Linked DNA regions of Mus musculus: all the other regions are linked to region 1. A link is a loop called in an ENCODE intact Hi-C map of the cell type or tissue named here. Cell type or tissue: gastrocnemius. All regions are shown on one strand.

What was found. A loop is a pair of places that touch in the nucleus more often than their neighbours do. Peaks named below come from ENCODE experiments on the same cell type or tissue, not always from the same donor. Only the 100,000 strongest peaks of a DNase experiment are listed, where the experiment ranks them.
Region 2: a loop joins it to region 1, with 3 times the contacts of the local background. A loop is called at or near these places in 3 of 42 quality-filtered maps.
Region 3: it touches region 1 in a loop (8-fold over the local background); 17 of 42 quality-filtered maps call a loop at or near these places.

The regions. Positions count from the first base shown.
Region 1 is chr1:156,228,553-156,231,052 of GRCm38, reverse strand. No RefSeq gene overlaps it. Among named protein-coding and RNA genes, the nearest start is that of Gm30472, 17 kb to the right of the region's middle. In gastrocnemius, a CTCF peak has its summit at 1,413 (motif pointing right); a DNase peak (open chromatin) is centred at 1,412; H3K4me3 peaks cover 269 bases; H3K27ac peaks cover 650 bases.
Region 2 is chr1:156,041,824-156,044,323 of GRCm38, reverse strand. The region is part of intron 2 of Tor1aip2 (torsin A interacting protein 2); the gene reads right to left. Among named protein-coding and RNA genes, the nearest start is that of Tor1aip1, 6.6 kb to the right of the region's middle. In gastrocnemius, a CTCF peak has its summit at 1,090; a DNase peak (open chromatin) is centred at 1,109; H3K4me3 peaks cover 1,830 bases; H3K27ac peaks cover 2,500 bases.
Region 3 is chr1:156,084,454-156,086,953 of GRCm38, reverse strand. All of the region lies in intron 2 of Fam163a (family with sequence similarity 163, member A), which reads left to right. Among named protein-coding and RNA genes, the nearest start is that of Tor1aip1, 49 kb to the right of the region's middle. In gastrocnemius, a CTCF peak has its summit at 959 (motif pointing left); a DNase peak (open chromatin) is centred at 977.

The DNA.
Region 1 (2,500 bases):
GCCACAATCCTCTATATCCTATAATCTCCCTCTCAGTTATTTCCTACTTTGGTAACCCCCAAGAGAAAAGCAACCCGAATACTAAGCAGGAGCAGCAAGAAGCACATCTGCTCTAACCTCTGTATGACCCTCATGCAGTAGCTGGGGAGATGAATTAAAGCGATGAAGCCATTGGCGTCAGTCTCCAGTGACGCCAGCAGGGAGGTGGAGCCCAGAAGCAGATTTGCGGCTGACAGTCATTTCCCACCCCAGAAAGTCCCCAGAGGTCCAGGAAGCCATTCCAGCTGGAATAATGTTTACTTAAAAGCTTTGTTTCCATTCTTAACCCACCTTACCTGCATGACTGCATGTTTCTGAAGTTAGATTAGAGAAATTCCCAGCTTGATACATAATTGCAGTTTGCAGAAGACAGCTAAAACACATAGAGTAGAAAGCAGACCTTGGGAGTCGGTGCTTTACAGAGTCTTTTCTCATCTCCATTGCCCTCAAATTCCAGATGGACTCCCAGTATGGACTAGTCAGAAACTTGGGGGGTCACCTTCCAACTCAAGGAAAACATATGAGGGACCTGTTAGACACAGGCTTCCTGTTTGCATAGACAGTGCTGGTTATAACCGAGTGTGGAAGAATTGGGAATTTTAGGAACATTTTAAATCACACGGATCCTTATGCGATTTAAAACAGATCCCAACACCCATCTTGAAATTTCTTGTTTCTTTTAAAGTTACTGCTGGAGAGATGGCTCAGTGGCTGAAATGGCAGCTTTGTCATCATACTTTATTGTATCCATGTGTGCAAAATAAAAATAAAATTTTTTAACAAAAGAGACACAAGTGAGTGCTCTGGTGGCCGGAGGGTAAAGGTGCTTGTCACAGCCGGAAAGCCTATGTTCAATTAGCACAGCCTACGTAGTGTGAGATGAGAACTGGCTCCTACAAGTAGTTCTCTGACCTCCACGCGTGTTTCGTAGATCTGTGCACTCATGCACACAAACATACAAATAAATGGAAAAAAAATACTAAAATAAAATGGCAGTTAATATCTCATTTGTAGCTGAAAAACTCCACTTTAACTGAAAAAACAAAAGACCCACTAAATATGTTCATTTCTTCCTACCACAGACAGGAAGGAGCTAAGTGTGGGCTTTGATACCCGCTACACTGCCAGGGGACTGCTGGAGCAAGGACTAGGGACATCTATGGCCACATATCAAGTAGAAGTATAAGAACTTGGTTGTTTCTGTTACCCGGGGCAGAAAAACACACAGGCTGTCTTCTGGGTGAACTCAGCAGCCCTAACACTGGAGGGAGGAGGGCTGGCTTCACAGCTTAGAGACCATGTTAAGACCACCACACCCTCCACATTGGCCAGGTGCTGCCAGGCAGACAAAGGCTCAGCCTTGCCTTCCCACTGGAGACCGGCAGAGGGAGTCACATCCAGGACGCTGAAGGCAGAGAATTCGAGCAATACAGCTTCTAGAGCTTTAGTTCCTGTGAATGTTCCACGGCCTGTAAAGAGGTGAAGGGGAAGCCTGGCTGCCAAAACCACTCTGCCTCAGCAAAGGAAGGCTCCACCAACGTTTGTCTCATTTACCCTGGTCGACACTCGGGTATGAGAACTTTGTGGCTATTCCCCAACATGTAGGCACTATTACAGTGAATTAGAGTTCTGACTTTTAATTAATTAGTTAATTTTAGTTTTTGAAACAGGGTGGCACTCTGCAGCCCAGGGTAGCCTAGAACTCACTTTGTGGCTCTCCCTTGCCTCAAAGTCTTGGAGATTCTCTTGCCTCAGTCTCCCAAGCATTGAAACTACAGGCGTGAGCAACAATAGCCAGCTAAGGTCTCTGAACCGAAGCAATCTTACTGATGACATCTTGAAACATTTCATCTCCAGAGTCTGATGCTCAGGGGAAATGTGACTATTAACAAGCAGAGTGGCTTGTTGGCTGTTAAGTACACCGAGGATTTGCGCTGCCTAGTTTCTATTTCAACTTCACACAAGCCGGAGAGAACCTCAGTTGAGAAAACACTTCCATAAGATTGGGCTGTAGGCAAGCCTGTGAAGCAGTTACTTAGTTAGTGATTAATGTGGGAGAGCTCAGCCCATTGTGGGTGGGGCCACCCTGGGACTGGGATCCTGGGTTCTATAAGAAAGCAGGCTGAGCAAACCATGGGGAACAAGCCAGTTAGCAGCACCCCTTCATGGCCTCTGCTCTAGCTCCTGCCTCCAGGTTCCTGCCCTGTTTGAGTTCTTGCCTGACTGCCTTCAGAGATGAACGGTGATATGGAAGTTAAGCCAAATAAACCCTTTCCTTCCCAAGTTGTTTTTGGTCAGGGTGTTACATCTTAGTGATGCAAACCCTGACCAAGGCAACATTCCTTCTCTCTGTTACACTGCAAGCATCCCAGGGAGTTCTTCATCTTCAGCCAGAGACCGGAGGTGGTTGATACAGCTTTCTCAGGAAATGCCAGTCTTAAATTCGTAAGAAGTCCAGTGT
Region 2 (2,500 bases), 190 kb after region 1:
GTAAGGAATCGAGAAAGAGCTATTAATCTGTCAATCCTGTCCATGTCCGGGCCGGGTGAGGTTTCCCGTGTACAGTTTATGGGTTTAAATTCCACACTATCATTCTCTTTGCAGTTCACATTGTTTCAGCTTGACCATTAGGCACTTCTTAACGCTGGCCCCATCCTTCCAATAAACTTTAAGACAATAACTTCTTTTTTAAAAACAGGACCTCAATTCCATTCCTCAGGAGGCCCCTACACTTAAAATCTTCCTCCTTCAGCTTACTAAGTAGCTGGTATTATAGGCTGGTGCTACTGCACCCAGTTTACCACTAATCCTTCATTTACTATATTCAACTTACCATCCAAGAATCATTAGCACTTCTGGGGAGCTTATTAGAACTACAGCTTTGCACCATCCCTGAGCCCCTTTAGACCTGAATCTCTATCTCACGACAGATGACCTGTGAGACAGGGTACGCTGCTGAACCTGGAGCTAGCCTGAGGTCACACAGCCAGCCACACCTCACTTCTTACTCCTAGAACGGGATCTGAACTCAGGTCCTAGAAACTCTAACATTTAAAGAAAACATTTTCTCTCTTTAAAGAAGAGTTAGTTCCCTTTATTATAAAATCCCATGTTTTTCACACTTTTTGAAAATAACAACTTGGAGCTGGGCCTTCAATCCCAGCACTCAGAGTAGAGTTAGGAGAATCTCTCTGAGTTGGAGGCCAGTCTGACTTACAGGACAAGCTCCAGGACACTCATGCCGTTACTTTTTTTGTTTTGCTTTGTTTTTTTTAAGACAGGGTTTCTCTGTGTAGCCCTGGCTGTCCTGGAAATCACTCTGTAGACAAAGCGGGACATTACTATTCTTATTTCCCTATAAAATGTTAAAACTATGGGCCAAATAGTCAAAGCATAAACACTGTTACTTCTATGCAGAGAAGTTTTAGTCCCTAGAATGAATACAGAATGATTCAACATCCACAGAAAGTCTGCAAATACTGACAGCAATCTCCTTTTCTGCCTGGACCTGAAAGACTGCTCCTCTGCTCACTTGAATTCGGGTTTTATGCTGTAGCTGATCTTAGACGTGCAATACCACCACCTAGATGGCCAAAGGCAGCATGACACTTAAATGCGTACAGCATGGAGCTCTACTGAGAGGATACAAAGGTCTGTCTCTGGAGCTTTTAAGCCTGCAATAATGAAAGCCCTGCTGTTTTGCTCTAGCAAGTTAGAAATAAGCAAATCCAGGTCGCTCTGTTAGAGCTACCTACACCTTCAGAGGGCAAAAGCCACCATTTTAAATTTGGTTTTGTCAAGTACTAAAAAAAGTACTCTAAAGCAGAGTTACTAAAAAGCAGTGCGATTTGATCTGTAAAAGTTATGAAATTACAGATGAACTTTCTTCATTTCTATCTGGGTTACCAAAATCATGTCCTATATATAATCCTTCTAATATTGTATACGGAAAAATAACCCCACATTTAGTAATAGCTGTTTTTACTTCTTTACTTAAATGACTTCGTTAAATATTCTAAACGACCCTAAAACTCTCCACTTTACTAAAGAAACAGACTCTGAAGTAGTTCTCTTATCTGCTAAAGTCCTACAATCCTCACTCAGGGGACTGACTGACAGTTCAGGAAGCCCGATCAGTTATGACTCCAAAGTCCATGTGCATAATCACTGTTCAAGATACCCTTATTGACAAACGCTTGTCTTACTGCACAAAATCTGTGATAAAATATGAGAACTATGCTGAAAAGCCATATGTAGGTCAACTTACAAGGGATACTGAGGCTTCAGAAACATGGGTGGAGGCTTCAGAAAGCCAACTGTGTGGGTTTTGCACAGTGGCCTTAGTGTTTAATAGGAAAGTGAAAGGCAGACAAGGCTTCTCTAAACAAATTTCCCCTTGGGAAATTTAAGAAGCACTTTAATTCCTTGGACTGGTTTAAAATAACATGCAGGCTACAATGCACAACTGTAACAGCCAAGCATCAGGGTACAACTCTCTAACCCTATTTACTAGGCAAAGGCTGTGGTCTCTGAGTTTACCTTAAACTGGCCTAACAGTGGGTCCAAGTAAGCCAGGGATATATAACGGAGATCCTAGCTCAGAAAAATAAACTAAAACCCCCCACAAAACAAGCAAACAAATCAAAACTCCTTCTCTACTCCTTAAGTGACCAGCTACGTCTAGCTACTTGTTTACTATGGAAGCTCTAGGTGTGGTAGCTCTACCTTAGGAGGGGAACTTTAAGAAAAAGAGCTTAAATGAGTCAGCTAAGGTCATGTGATAACTGCAACAAACCTCCTTATCTAGGAGTGGACTCTGCATCCAGATCATTCGACACTTCAGGGCCTCAAAAGTTTTCATAAAGAACCTCAGGTTGCTTTGTTTCAACTATCCCAATCCAAAAGGCTTCCTAGAACATTTTTATTTTGTCTACTACAAAGTTCTCTACTTAAATCATTTTCAATTTACAAAGGAATTATACAGTATAAT
Region 3 (2,500 bases), 140 kb after region 1:
TTCCTATTATCTTTGTTGCCTTTTGCAGGTTCTTAGAGGCAAGTCATAGTTATATCCACACGGGAAAGAAGGGCAGTATGCAAGGCCACACACACACACACACACACACACACACACACACACAGAGGGGAGGCCAGGGCCTAGTGCAGAGAGGGAGGCACTATTCTTACAAGGGGAAGCCCTTGTCTTCTACAGATCCCAGCAGAGTGGACTAAGGCTTTCAAGGCCAGTATGGTGGCCTCACAGCTGACATACCAGCACTTGAGATCCTCATGCAGGAGGATTGCTACATGTTGCTTGGGCTACATAGAAAGCTCCGAGCCAGCCAGAGCTACAGATTGGGATCCTGCCTCAGAGAGAGGGAGGGGGGAGGGAGGGAGGGAGAGAAAAGAAGAAGAAGAAGAAGAAGAAGAAGAAGAAGAAGAAGAAGAAGAAGAAGAAGAAGAAGAAGAAGAAGAAGAAGGGGAGGGGGAGGGGGAGGGGGAAGAGGAGGAAGGAAGGAGGGAAGAGGAGGAAGAGGAGGAAGGGGAGGAAGGAAGGAAGGAAGGAAGGAAGGAAGAGAAAGAGAAAAAAGAGAAGAGAGAGAGAGAGAAAGAGAAAGAGAAAGAGAAAGAGAAAGAGAAAGAGAAAGAGAAAGAGAAAGAGAAAGAGAAAGGGAAGGAAAGGAAAAAGAAAGCCTCTGTCTTGCTAGCAGCCTTGGCATGTACACATTTTGTACGTGCCTTACATGTTTTAGGGGACATGGAAGGAGGGGGACATTCACTGACCTTATCATGGCATCATATAAATTCTCTCCAGCATGAGATTCATCTCCTCCTCCCACCTACCACCCAGATGCTTCAGGAACCACCAGAAACAAGGCCTAGCACACATCTGGGCAGAGCCAAATCCACCTTCAATGAGATGCTCAATTTTGCAGGTGGAATTAAAAGTTGTAGCTTGCTGACCCCTAGTGGTCAGTTAGTGTAATACCTGTCAGCCTGTGATGTGTTACTGGGAACCAATTTCCCAATTTTTATTAAGCACATAATACCCGCTGTGTATCATGGCACGGTGTATAGTGTTTGGAGCAGCAAGTGTGGGAAACAATGTAAGACAGGTTACAACTATTGGGGTAACCTACCCCCACACATATTGTATCAACCGGCTATGAAAGTGTGTCCCAGCCGGGCGGTGGTGGTGTACGCCTTTAATCCCAGCATTTGAGAGGCAGAGGCAGGTGGATTTCTGAGTTCGAGGCCAGCCTGGTCTACATAGTGAGTTCCAGGACAGCCAGGGCTACACAGAGAAACCCTGTCTCGAAGAAAACAAAACAAAAAAAAAGTGTAGAGCAGAGACTGAAGGAAAGGACATCTAGAGACTGACACACCTGGGAATTCATCCCATATACAATCACCAAACTCCGACATTATTGTGGATGTCAAAAAATGCTTGCTGATAGGAGCCTGATATAGCTGTCTCCTGAGAGGCCCTGCCAGATACAGAGGCAGATGCTCGCAGCCAAACATTGGACTGAGCATGGGGTCCCCAATGGAGAAGGTAGAGAAAGGACTGAAGGAACTAAAGGGGTTTGCAACCCTATAGGAGGAACAACAATATCAACCAACCAGACTGCACCCCCCCCCCGATTAAGCCACCAACCAAGGAGTACACATGGTTCCAGCTGCATATGTAAGCAGAGGATGGCCTTGTCAGGCATCAATAGGAGGAGAGGTCCTTGGTCCTATGAAGGTTCGATAGATGCTCCAGTATATGGGGAATCAAGGGCAGGGAGGTGGGAGTGGGTGGGTTGGTGGGTGGAGGAACACTCTCATAGAAGCAGGGGGAGGGGGAATGGGATAGGAGGTATCCTAGAGGGGGGAACCAAGAAAGGGGGTACCATTTAAAATGTAAATAAAAAAATAACCAATTTTTAAAAAGGAAAAGAAAAGAAAGTGTGTCCCAGCATTCTCAATTGTTAATCACTGTGCCAAGTGGATTCTCTGATATTATCATATTAAAAAGTTGTCACGGGGCGGGGGGGGGGTGTCACAGAAGGTCACATTGCCCTTAATCTTGCCAAGAGGCAACGCTGAGGTTTGGACTGGGCTTAGCCCTGCTCACAATGAGTAGACTGTAGAGCCTCTCCTACACTAATAGATTTTTTTTTCTAGGAGAAAGGAATGTGGCTTTTGATAAAGAGCTTGCTTGCCATAGGAGCTGGGGCAGAGGGACTGAAGCAGAGCAGGGGTTGGTCAGGGAGACCTGGTGGGGTCAGGGAGACCTGGTCAAGGTGGGCCTGGTGGGTCAGGGAGGCCTGGTCAGGGTGGGCCTGGTGGGTCAGGGAGGCCTGGTCAGGGTGGGCCTGGTGGGTCAGGGAGGCCTGGTCAGGGTGGGCCTGGTGGGTCAGGGAGGCCTGGTGGAGAGACATGTGTGGCTGAGGGACTGCCCTAGCAAACAGGCTAACATAACAGCCTCATACCATAGAGATGTCTCCATGTCTTTATTATTGAATCTCAGG